Regions from separate parts of the Homo sapiens genome. Here region 1 is linked to region 2. Evidence: read pairs that join two places in POLR2A ChIA-PET (ENCODE). Cell type or tissue: GM12878. All regions are shown on one strand. Links, peaks and the distances in the headings refer to the core of each region. The heading gives the core; the rest is flanking DNA.

Region 1 (5,375 bases), core at 141-5,140, 120 kb before region 2:
TACAAAAGGGGAAATGTATACTCTACTTTCAGGCAGTCACAGGGAGACAGGAGCTTTTCCTGCATCGGATAGTTTTCAATTGGCTTTAACTCAAAATAATCTATATGACAAAGAGGCATATTTTGAGGTGGCATATTCATATACCCTGCATCATACCCCAATCATTTCTTCAACTTAATATTCAGCAATCCCTGGGATTTCTTGAAGAAAATACTTGAGAAGTACTGAACTAGGAGTTAACGATGATAGTGTAGGTGAATAGTTGGCAACACTTTAGTCATAAACAGAAATTCAAATGAATTACCTGAAACTGCACATTAGTCCTTGGTTAAGAGATTATAAAATGACTCAGACCTTGCTTTTAAAAAAATCATATATTTCTGGCCAGGTGTAGTGGCTCATGCCTGTAATCCCAGCACTTTGGGAGGCCAAGGTGGGCGGATCACAAGGTCAGGAGCTCGAGACCAGCCTGGCCAACATAGTGAAACCCCGTCTCTACTAAAAAAATACAAAAATTCACCAGGCATGGTGGCGCATGCCTGCAGTCCCACCTACTCAGGAGGCTGAGGCAGGAGAATCACTTGAACCCAGGAGGCGGAGGTTGCAGTGAGTCGAGATCGTGCCACTGCACTCCAGCCTGGGTGACAGAGTGAGACCCCATCTCAAAAAAAAAAAAAAAAAATCATATATTTCTATATAATCATGAAAATTAAGAAATCGAAGATTCTTGTAGAGAACTTATAGTTTGAGAGATGTCTCCCAATTCTATAAATGTGTGAATCCCTAATTTTATCAGTAATACTTCCTGCTACCTCAGAGAAATGCTAACTTGTTGGGAGAGTTTTTCTCTCCTTAATATTATTGATCCTTGACTTTCAAACCTTATGCTCTTTCTAATTTTTTTTTTTTTTTTTTTTTTTTAACAGGATCTCACTCTGTCACCCAGGCTGGAGGGCAGTGATGTAAACATAGCTCAAACTCCTGGACTTAAGTGGTCCTCCTGCCTCAGCATCCCGAGTAGCTGGGACTACAGGTATACACCACTACACCTGGCTAATTTTTAAATTTTTGTAGAGACAGGGTCTTGCTTTGTTGCCCAGGCTGGTCTCAAACTCCTGGGCTCAAGCAATCCTCCCACTTTGGCCTCCCAAAGTGCTGGGATTACAGGCATGAGCCACTGCACCTGGCCTCTCTTTCTAATCTTCAGGGTCATTTAGAAACTTATAGTCAATTCCACTGAAACACTGAAAGGTAAAGATTCTCAAGGTCCATGTATAGGGAGGAAATGATGGGCCCTATTCATGAGTGACCAAGGGTGATAAAAGAGAGAACATAAGCCGGTCAGTTTAACTAGAAAAAATTTGACAGCTCTTAGAAGAGAGAAGATGGAGGCCGGGCACGGTGGCTCACGCCTGTAATCCCAGCACTTTGGGAGGCTGAGGCGGGCGGATCACCTGAGGTCAGGAGTTCGAGACCAGCCTGGCCAACATGGTGAAACCCTGCCTCTACTAAAAATACATAAATTAGCTGGGCATGGTGGCAGGTGCCTGTAATCCCAGCTACTCGGGAGGCTGAGGCAAGAGAATCGCTTGAACCCAGGAGGCGGAGGTTGCAGTGAGCCAACATCACGCCATTGCACTCCAGCCCGGGTACAAGAGTGAGACTTCATCGCAAAAAAAAAAAAAAAAAGGGAGAGAAAGAGAGGATCAAGTCCCCAGATGGAGAGGAACTCAGACAGCAGGGTCCAGGCCCAAGGAAGACTACATTGTAGGAAATGACCAAAGGAACTCCTTTGGGGGAAATTTCTAAGGAAGGTGTCACTAAATGGGATATGACAGAAGTTAATAACTATCCTTCGGCTTTCGTGTTATTGTCAGGTACTTCCTCTATTTTTTTACTGTTTATCATTCATTCCTTTCCCTGGGCTTCTGAGCCTCAAGTGTTTTTTCACTGTTGCATTTCCTCCTACTTGGACCAGCTTATTTATTATTTGTTTGTTTGAGATGGAGTCTAGCTCTGTCACCCAGGCTGGAGTGCAGTGGCTCAATCTCAGCTCACTGCAACCTCCGCCTTCCAAGTTCAAGCAATTCTCCTGCCTCAGCCTTCCGAGTAGCTGGGATTACAGGCATGCACCACCACACTCAGCTAATTTTTGTATTATTAGTGGAGACAGGGTTTCACCATATTGGCAAGGCTGGTCTCGAACTCCTGGCCTCAAGTGATCCTTCTGCCTCAGCCTCCCAAAGTGCTGGGATTACAGGCGTGAGTCACCACGCCCAGCCTACTTAGACTAGTTTATAAATTAACATTATACAAAATATATGAAAGGACTACAAATGTGCATCCAGACAAAGGAACAGAGGAGTGTGTGTCACTCTGCAAGGAGGCTGCTTATTCCAGGACCTGCCTGCACCCCAGAGTCAGCCATCCAAGGAGATCACACACACTCTGCAGACACTGGTGATAAGGGTCTGGGAGCAACACACTAGGTTACTTTATGTCAGAGGCAAAGGGAAAAGAAATTGCACTTTCTTCTCATAACAAACTCCAGAGTGCTCACTTGGGAGACTGACAGCCCAACAAATACAAGTGACAAGGAAGCAATTTCAGGAATGTAATAAGGGAGAACTAGCTAGGTTTAAAATGTATTGCTAAAGAGTTATGCAATTTTTGACTTGTAAGAAACTTAAAGACCCCATCTCATCTAAAGGTCACAAACAGCAGCCTTGGAGCCAAATCTGGCCCACAGATGTGATGTGTTTTGTTTGGTGCATAGTTTGAATTAGTTGTCAGCATTTAAAAAAGAACAGTTCACATTTTTTAAAAGTCCAGATTCCTGATTACTGCTGGGAAACCAGAAAATCTGTGGATCCTACATTGCCAGCATTTCCCGGTGGCAGTACGAAAAGCCGAGCAGTGATCGTGCCCTTTGGACGTTGCTCGAGTCTGCAGTTTCCCACAGTCCCTGGCTGGCCTCCTTTAATTCATTTACATAATCTGTCTGGACTCTATTGGCAGCTTTTGAGTTTAAAGCCCTTGCTAAGCCAACCTGTTCATTTTTATAGATAAGAAAGCGAGGCCCTGAGAAGCCAAGTGACTCACCCAACCATACGCCTATGTTGGTGTCGTTTCCATACATTCCTTTTTCCATCCCATGCTTTCTCACTTACACGGTGAGGTTTATTTAGCAAAATTTTGAAAAGAGATTTGGAAAGCAAACATAAATGGTGAGGTTAAAGTCTGAAGAAACTATGTTGAAAGCCGGAAAACACAAAGGTGATGTTAAAAAGAGGATAATTTAGAGGCTCGCTAACTGGAACTCAAGAGACTTCCAATAGGAAATTGTTAATGAGAGGAAGTGGAAGGAAGAGAGAGGTTACAGGCATAATAAGAACAAATGAGAGAAGCGTGAGCTAAGGTAAGATGATGAGAGAGAGTAAAACAGGCACTGTTTTACTTGATCTGCTCCCATACAGAACAAAAGCAGCAGTTGACAGAAAGGAAACTGACAAAATAAATTTCAAAATAAAAACTGATCAGAAAAAAATTAGCAATTATAGGCCGGGCATGGTGGTTCACATCTGTAATCCCAGCACTTTGGGAGGCCAAGGCGGGCAAATCACGAGGTCAGGAGTTTGAGACCATCCTGGCCAACATGGTGAAACCCCGTCTCTACTAAAAATACAAAAAATTAGCTGGGCGTGGTGGTGGGCACCTGTAATCCCAGCCACTCGGGAGGCTGAGGCAGGAGAATTGCTTGAACCCGGGAGGCGGAGGTTGCAGTGAGCCAAGATTGCGCCACTGCACTCCAGCCCGGGCAACAATGTGAGACTCCATCTCAAAAAAAAAAGTATAAAAGATGTCTTGTTCAGATCTATTTATTTGGGGAAAAAAGACATGAAGAAAAGGAGAGGCAGCTTCTCAAGATTGCCTGAGATGTTATTAACAACAACAACAACAAAAAATGTAAACAAAAAACAATTTCAAAGGAGAGCCTCACCAAAAAAAGAGAATAATAATTTTAAAAATGGGGATAAAAAATAATTATCTCAAAAAAATCTCCACAAGAAAAAAAATAAAATTCTTCCTGAAACTGAAGCATACTAGAATATGCAACCCCAAAATATGTCACTTTGGCACACAGGTTATTTGGAGCTAAAGGCACTAGAGAACCAGCAGACCAAGTAAAAGCTCTTTACTTCCCCCTAATCACCTAACATGAACTATAACGTCCCCCTTTTGTACAGAAAATTTACATTTATAAAGGAAATTTCCATTTGTAAGGGAAGAGAGCTGCTCCTGGAGACAGTAGTTATCACCCGAGAGACTCTTATCTGCATAACAATACAACCGTTATTTACTATACATTTCTTCCCCTCACCTTCCTAGAACTTTCCTCCTCCCTTCAGCAGCCCAAAACCCCTTTTCCTCTGCTCAGCCTAAGATGGTACAGAAGCTTAAATCATCTGGCTGCCACTTTGAGTCTTAGTTCTTTGTGGAAACTTCCCTGCATAGGTATGTAATTTAGCCGTCCTTCTCTTGTTAGTTTGTCTTTTGTCAGTTTAATCTCCAAGGCCCCAGTCAGCGAACCTAGGAAAGAAGAGGGAAGTAGTCCTCCTCACCAAGAGTTTTGGCAACCATTAAGGGACAGCAAGGACATCTCACTTGCTCAGGAGGCTAAAGTTGAGATCCAGGATCTCTGACAAAGTCGGCAAAAGGCAAAAGTTCTTACTAAAGTCACCCTCCTGTATTTCTGTCTGTAGAGTCTGACTGAAGGAGGATAGTAGAAGTCTCTTTGTCTTTTCCTTTCCAAATTTGCATTAGCAAGAGAAAAATATTTGTAAAATTTAGTTCTTTGGATGGTGACTCTTGTAAATTTGGTTTTTTTCATGTGCGTCCATGTGAAGAGACCACCAAACAGGCTTTGTGTGAGCAACATGGCTGTTTATTTCATCTGGGTGCAGGCGGGCTGCGTCCGAAAAGAGAGTCAGCAAAGGTGGTGGATTATCATTAGTTCTTATAGGTTTTGGGATAGGCGGTGAAGTTAAGAGCAATGTTTTGCGGGCAGAGGGTGGATCTCACAAAGTACATTCTCAAGGGTATGGAGAATTACAAAGTACCTTCTTAAGGGTCGGGGAGATTACAAAGTACATTGATCAGTTAGGGTGGGGAAGAAACAAATCACAATGGTGGAATGTCATCAGTTAAGGCTATTTTTACTTCTTTTGTGGATCTTCAGTTACTTCAGGCCATCTGGATGTATACATGCAAGTGACAGGGGATGCGATGGCTTGGCTTGGGCTCAGAGGCCTGACATTCCTGCTTTCTTATATTAATAAGAAAAATAAAATACTGTTGAAGTCTTGGGGTGGCGA
Region 2 (5,375 bases), core at 321-5,320:
GCAGGTCAGCTGCCTGAGTCTCCAGTTACTCTTGCAGCTCAGGTTTCCCCTTGACAGGTCCTGATAGGGGCTACTTTTGCACCATTGATGTGGCCAGGGCTTACAGCAAGGTTTAAGGTTTCCATGCGCAGCCTTCTTGGCAGGCAGCTCCCAGAGAAAGGAGTATGGTTTGGGAGAAAGCTGCAAGGCCTGTTCGTGGATCCTTAGTATTTTGAGCCGATCACGTGGAGTGGGCCTGTGCCCATCAGTACCAGGAGACTTTATACTTAGGGGAGAATCTGTATGCGGTGTGATTTTCAAGGGTCTATTTCCTCATTGTTTCTCTTTGCTTGCCCTATGGCTGAGTATTAAATGAACATTGAAAGTCTACTATATGCCGGTTACTCTGCTAGATACTAGCAGAGATGGAGGGTAGGATACAAAGACAAGTAAGGCCTAGTCTTCAGGAAGCCTTTATTTGTGCTCTGTGTATCAGAAGAGGGTTGAGTTGGTGACAAGAATAAAGAGTTGAGGGGAGTGAGGGGCTGAAAAATAATAAGCCTTAGAGAACTAGGAATAAAGTGTTAACTTGGGAAAATTGTTGAAACAGTTCCTTAAGATATTTGTAGTAGATATGTCTCTAGATAAGAGGCTTGTCTGGCTGTGAGGTCCTTGCACGAGACCCTTGCAGGTTTCCCAAATCTATTTGGACTGGGTGTCCTGTATTAACATGAAATCGTAGGCAGACACTGAATAAATCGCAACAGAGTTTCGGTTGTGGCTGCTCCAGTGTCTTGGAGTGGTTGCTCCAGACACATAGGTCTTATCCTCCTGCCCTGAGGTTCTCCAAATTTGCATTTGGGAAGTGTATAGTTTTATGACTGTTTCTTTTATCGTGAACTTACGGCCACCCCACTTCCCTGCCCACTTCCCCATCAGCTTCACCTTGGGTCGCGGCACATCTGTTCTCCAGAACATGTTCCCTGCCAGGAATCTGCAGGGAGCTCTTAAGACTTATCTTTCTTTTTAGCTGTTTTTTTTTTTTTTCCACTCAACTTCTAGGCTAGTGCTGAGTACTTATATGTCATGCTGTGAATATGTGTGTGAATGGATTGGTCAGAATTCCAAATTTTAGTTGTAAGAAAATTCTTTTGTGCAGCGTGCATGGCTCAAAATGAGAGAAAAGACACTGACGAGGACTTGGCAGCCCCGAGCTTTTCCTTGGGATGTTATTTGCTTTAATAAATTTTGACCTATTTTGTAACAGACCAGGTTGGAGTTCCCTTTTTAACCTGCTGTTTCAACAAAGTTAAGTGCATTGAAGGTCTATCTCAAAGGCAATATATATTTTAAAAATTTCAGAATCCTATTCTGAGGCTGAATTATGGCTTTTTCTTTTCCCATAGGATTTACATGTACACTCATCTGTATTACTTCAGATGTTGCTGCTGTAGTTTGGATGTTTCTCTCCCCAAACCTCATGTTGAGACCTGATCTCCAGTGTTGGAGGTGGGGCCTAATGCAAGGTGTGTGGGTCATGGAAGTGGATCCCTCTTGAGTAGATTGCTGCCCTCCCTGTGGTGGGGTGAGTGAGTTCTCGCTCTGTTAGTTCTCACAGAAGCAGATTGCTAAAAAGAGCCTGGTACCTCCCCCTGCCTCTCTCTTGCTTCCTCTCTTGCCACGTGATCTCTGCACACGCCGGCTCGCCTCACTTTCCGCCACGAGTGGAAGCAGCCTGAGGTCCTCACCAGAAGCAGATGCTAGGGCCATGCTTCCTGTAGCGCCTGTAGAACTGTAAGCCAAATGAACCTCTTTTCTTTATGAATTCCCCAGCCTCAGATATTCCTTCCTAGCAGTACAACATGACTAAGACAGTTAACTTCCCATCTGACTCCCTCCAGTTGCTTCAAGGGTAGGCAAGAATTGTATATTAGCTATTTCTACATCCAGCTGTGTATCCACAGTGCCTCTTATATTTGGCCTATAGTACATACTAAAGAAATGTTTATGTACTCTAGAAATGTACTCAAGAAATGACCAAATGAATGGATAACTTGGCTCATGAGAATTCTTAAGGGCATTTGAAATGGCAAGGGGTATGTTTGGAAGAAGGAGTGTGAGGAGCTGAAGGAAAAGAGGGGAGACCAGCTGTGTTCAGAACCCACAGTCATTTCCTCAGGAAACAGTACCAGATATCCTTGGATGTGGGGAAATGATCCACTCTTGCAGTAGCCTAGGCCACAGGTAATTTTGTGTACCCACTATGCACTTAGCTCATACAGTAGGTCGTAAAAATGAAAATGGCATGATTCCTTCATAATCTAGGTGGGGAGACACTATAAATACACAAATAATTTAAAAGTACAGGGCTGAGCACCGTAGCTCACACCTGTAATCCCAGCACTTCGGGAGGGCAAGGCAGGAGGATCGCTTGCCCCCAGGAGTTCAAGACCAGCCTGGACAACATAGTGAAACTTCATCCCTAGAAAAAACAATTAGCCAGCTGTGGGGCATGCCTAGAGTCCCAGCTACTTGGGAGGCTGAGGTGGGAGGATTGCTTGAGCCCAGGAGTTCAAGGCTGCAGTGAGCCGTGATCACACCACTGCACTCCAGCCTGGGTGACAGAGCCAGACCCTGTCTTAAAAGAAAAGTACAGATTATTTCAGGATTAAGCATATGAGTACTTAGGCTAGAGAGAGGCAGAGAAATGACTCCTGTTTTCCAGCCACTGTCACACTGCAGTGTAAGCCATCGACACACACATACACTTCACTTCATCTGCACAGCCTTTCAAGATAGGTGTTTTTATCTCCAGTTTACAGGTGAGGAAACCGAGCTTTGGGACCAAGTTACTTGTGCAAATCACACAGCTGGGAAATATCATTGCCAGGATTTGAATCTGAGTCTGCAGCAATTCAGAGAAAGGGCACGCACAGTGGCTTTTGTGTCAGGGAAGAGACATTGTCTGTATTGTGGGGGTAGGTGAACTACGGCTGGAACACCAGCATGCAGAGGACTTGCCTTTTAGCTCTGAGGAGGTCGCCTGCCCTTGCATATCTATAAACAACCACCCTGGATTGAGAGCTGTTGAATGGGGAGTTTGTCTGACTCCCAGAAGAGAGCACAGTACAGGAGAAACCTTATATAACGCAGACATGCCCGGCATCCCGCAGGCGGGCGCAAGCCAACCGCACACCTCACAGACCCAGCTTTTGTTGTGTAGGCGCTGTGGTGTAAAAACCATCCTTTAGGGCCCTCTCCCTCGTGGTGGCAGCGTGCCTGGGAGCTTTCTGTTCTATTTGTGGTATCTGTTCCCTTTGATCATTGTGCATTGCTTTGTTCCTCATCTCCCTCTTTGGTGTCACCTGTGAAGTCACTGGAGAGCCATAATCATCCTAAAGAAAGACTCAGAGAAGAAGAAGTAAGACCTAAGAAAACAGACCCTTTAGCCTCCTTGGAGCTGGTTTTCTAGTTAAGAGGCTTGATTAAAAGCGTGGGGGGAATGGATCTGTGACGTACATGGTCATGAAAAGTGCAGCCAGCGTTACAGCACACGTCTGTATAGGTTGCATCACAGGCAGGGAAGAGGCCTAAGGGCCTGGTGGCCCGCAGGTGTGAGCCCCTCTGGTGGCTCCATGACAGGAGACCCCGCGGAGAAAGTAGCTCCTCTTCCTTTTTTAAATTTTTTTTTATTTTTATTTTTTACTTTGAGACGGAGTCTCTCTTTGTTGCCCAGGCTGGAGTGCAGTGGTGCGATCTCAGCTCACTCCACCCTCTACCTCCCGGGCTCAAGCAGTTCTCCTGCCTCAGCCTCCCGAGTAGCTGGGATTACAGACACGCGCCACCACGCCTGGCTAATTTTTAAAATTTTAGTAGAGACGGGGTTTCACCATGTTGGCCAGGCGGTTCTCGAACTCCTGACCTCAAGTGATCTGCCCGCCTCGGTCTTCCAAAGTGCTGGGATTATAGGCATGAGCCACCGCTCCCCGGCCTCCCCTTCTTATAACACTTGAGGCCTGTGCTTCAGTTCATGGGCCTTATGTAAAGGCTTCTGTCACCTGTCTACTCCTTCTTCAAGCTGGCTGTTTATTCGGCACAGAGGAGTAAATTACAGGTGGATTATGCAGTGACAAGCACTTTTATACCTCCTGTAAGAACAGTTTATACCAGGGGTCCCCAACCCCCAGACCGCAGACTAGTACTGTCCGTGGCCTTTTAGGAACTGGGCCGCACAGCAGGAGGTGAGTGGCGGGCAAGTGAGCATTACCACCTGAGCTCCGCCTCCTGTCAGATCAGTGGCAGCATTAGATTCTCGTAAGAGCACGAACCCTGTTGTGAATGACACATGTGAGGGATCTAGGTTGTGTGCTTCTTATGAGAATCTAATGATAAATGTCATGTGCTTGAATCATCCTGAAAGCATCCCTCTGCCCCCAGTCCGTGGAAAAATGTTCTTCCACCAAACCAGTCCCTGGTGCCAAAAAGGTTGAGGACTGCTTGTCTATGCCTTAAAAAAAAAAGGTCCATTTACTTTGCAGTCATAGAGGACGCAGGGCTGGACTTGAGGAAATCTACCTAGAAATCCCCTTCAGGTTAAGATTTATGACATTAGCTTCACTATTGAATTGGATCATAGACATCTATAATTAAAGGAAACCATTTACACTTTATTGTTCATTAAATGTTTAAACCACCTGAAAAGATTTTTTTCTAATTGAGCCTTTTTGCATAGTTACCAGTTACCCGTATCTGACTTCAAGTCTTTAGCCGTATACCTACATGGTTCCATAGTTATCAATGTTTATTTACAATTTAATATTCTTCTTTAGCATTATTTAATATCAAAATGATAATATGTACTACGGTAGGTTGGGCTTTACAGCTTACAAAACACTTTGACATACATTCTCTATTATTTTTGATGGCTCTGTGACATACTGAACTGAAGCAACAGTTTAAGGCTATTTCTAAATTGGGCTCTGCTCAAGTGTGAGAAAGCGTGACAGTCAACATGAACTAGCTTTAGCCTTATCACCGTTTCCTGCTCAGGCAGGTAAGATCTGCTGAAGGAAGGAACCGTTGCCAACTGGCCAGGTGTGCCAGTTCGTGGCCTAGAAGGGGCAGCTGTCAGTTGAACTTTGCCCATGTTTTCAGGATTTTATCTCAACTCCTGAGTAGTCTCATCTGGGTGGGAGCACTAGAATTGAAGGCCTGTTCAAAGGTTTTGTGCCTTTAACTGGAGAATTTTTTGGAAGCCCCTTAGAACTGCCAGGCAGCCATGTGGGATCAGGTGGGGGGGACTGGGCTGCTGTGTGGTAGATTTGAGTTCATGTCTCATAAATGGACTCTCCCCGAATCTGAGAGGGTTGCTCCCTAAGTCAACTACTTAATAATTA

The links. Peaks named below come from ENCODE experiments on the same cell type or tissue, not always from the same donor. Only the 100,000 strongest peaks of a DNase experiment are listed, where the experiment ranks them.
Region 1: POLR2A ChIA-PET joins it to region 2 with 8 read pairs; 2 of 35 experiments call an interaction of 5 or more read pairs at or near these places.

The regions. Positions count from the first base shown.
Region 1 is chr12:11,604,880-11,610,254 of GRCh38, forward strand. No RefSeq gene overlaps it. Among named protein-coding and RNA genes, the nearest start is that of ETV6, 42 kb to the right of the region's middle. RefSeq lists a silencer at 1-30 and enhancers at 3,944-4,505, 4,506-5,067, 5,068-5,375. In GM12878, for the core only: no CTCF peak of the experiment used is centred there; no DNase peak of the experiment used is centred there.
Region 2 is chr12:11,724,150-11,729,524 of GRCh38, forward strand. All of the region lies in intron 1 of ETV6 (ETS variant transcription factor 6), which reads left to right. Among named protein-coding and RNA genes, the nearest start is that of ETV6, 77 kb to the left of the region's middle. RefSeq lists enhancers at 106-325, 1,397-1,596, 1,797-1,856, 3,187-3,236 and a silencer at 4,867-5,016. In GM12878, for the core only: no CTCF peak of the experiment used is centred there; a DNase peak (open chromatin) is centred at 3,272; H3K4me3 peaks cover 1,052 bases; H3K27ac peaks cover 5,000 bases.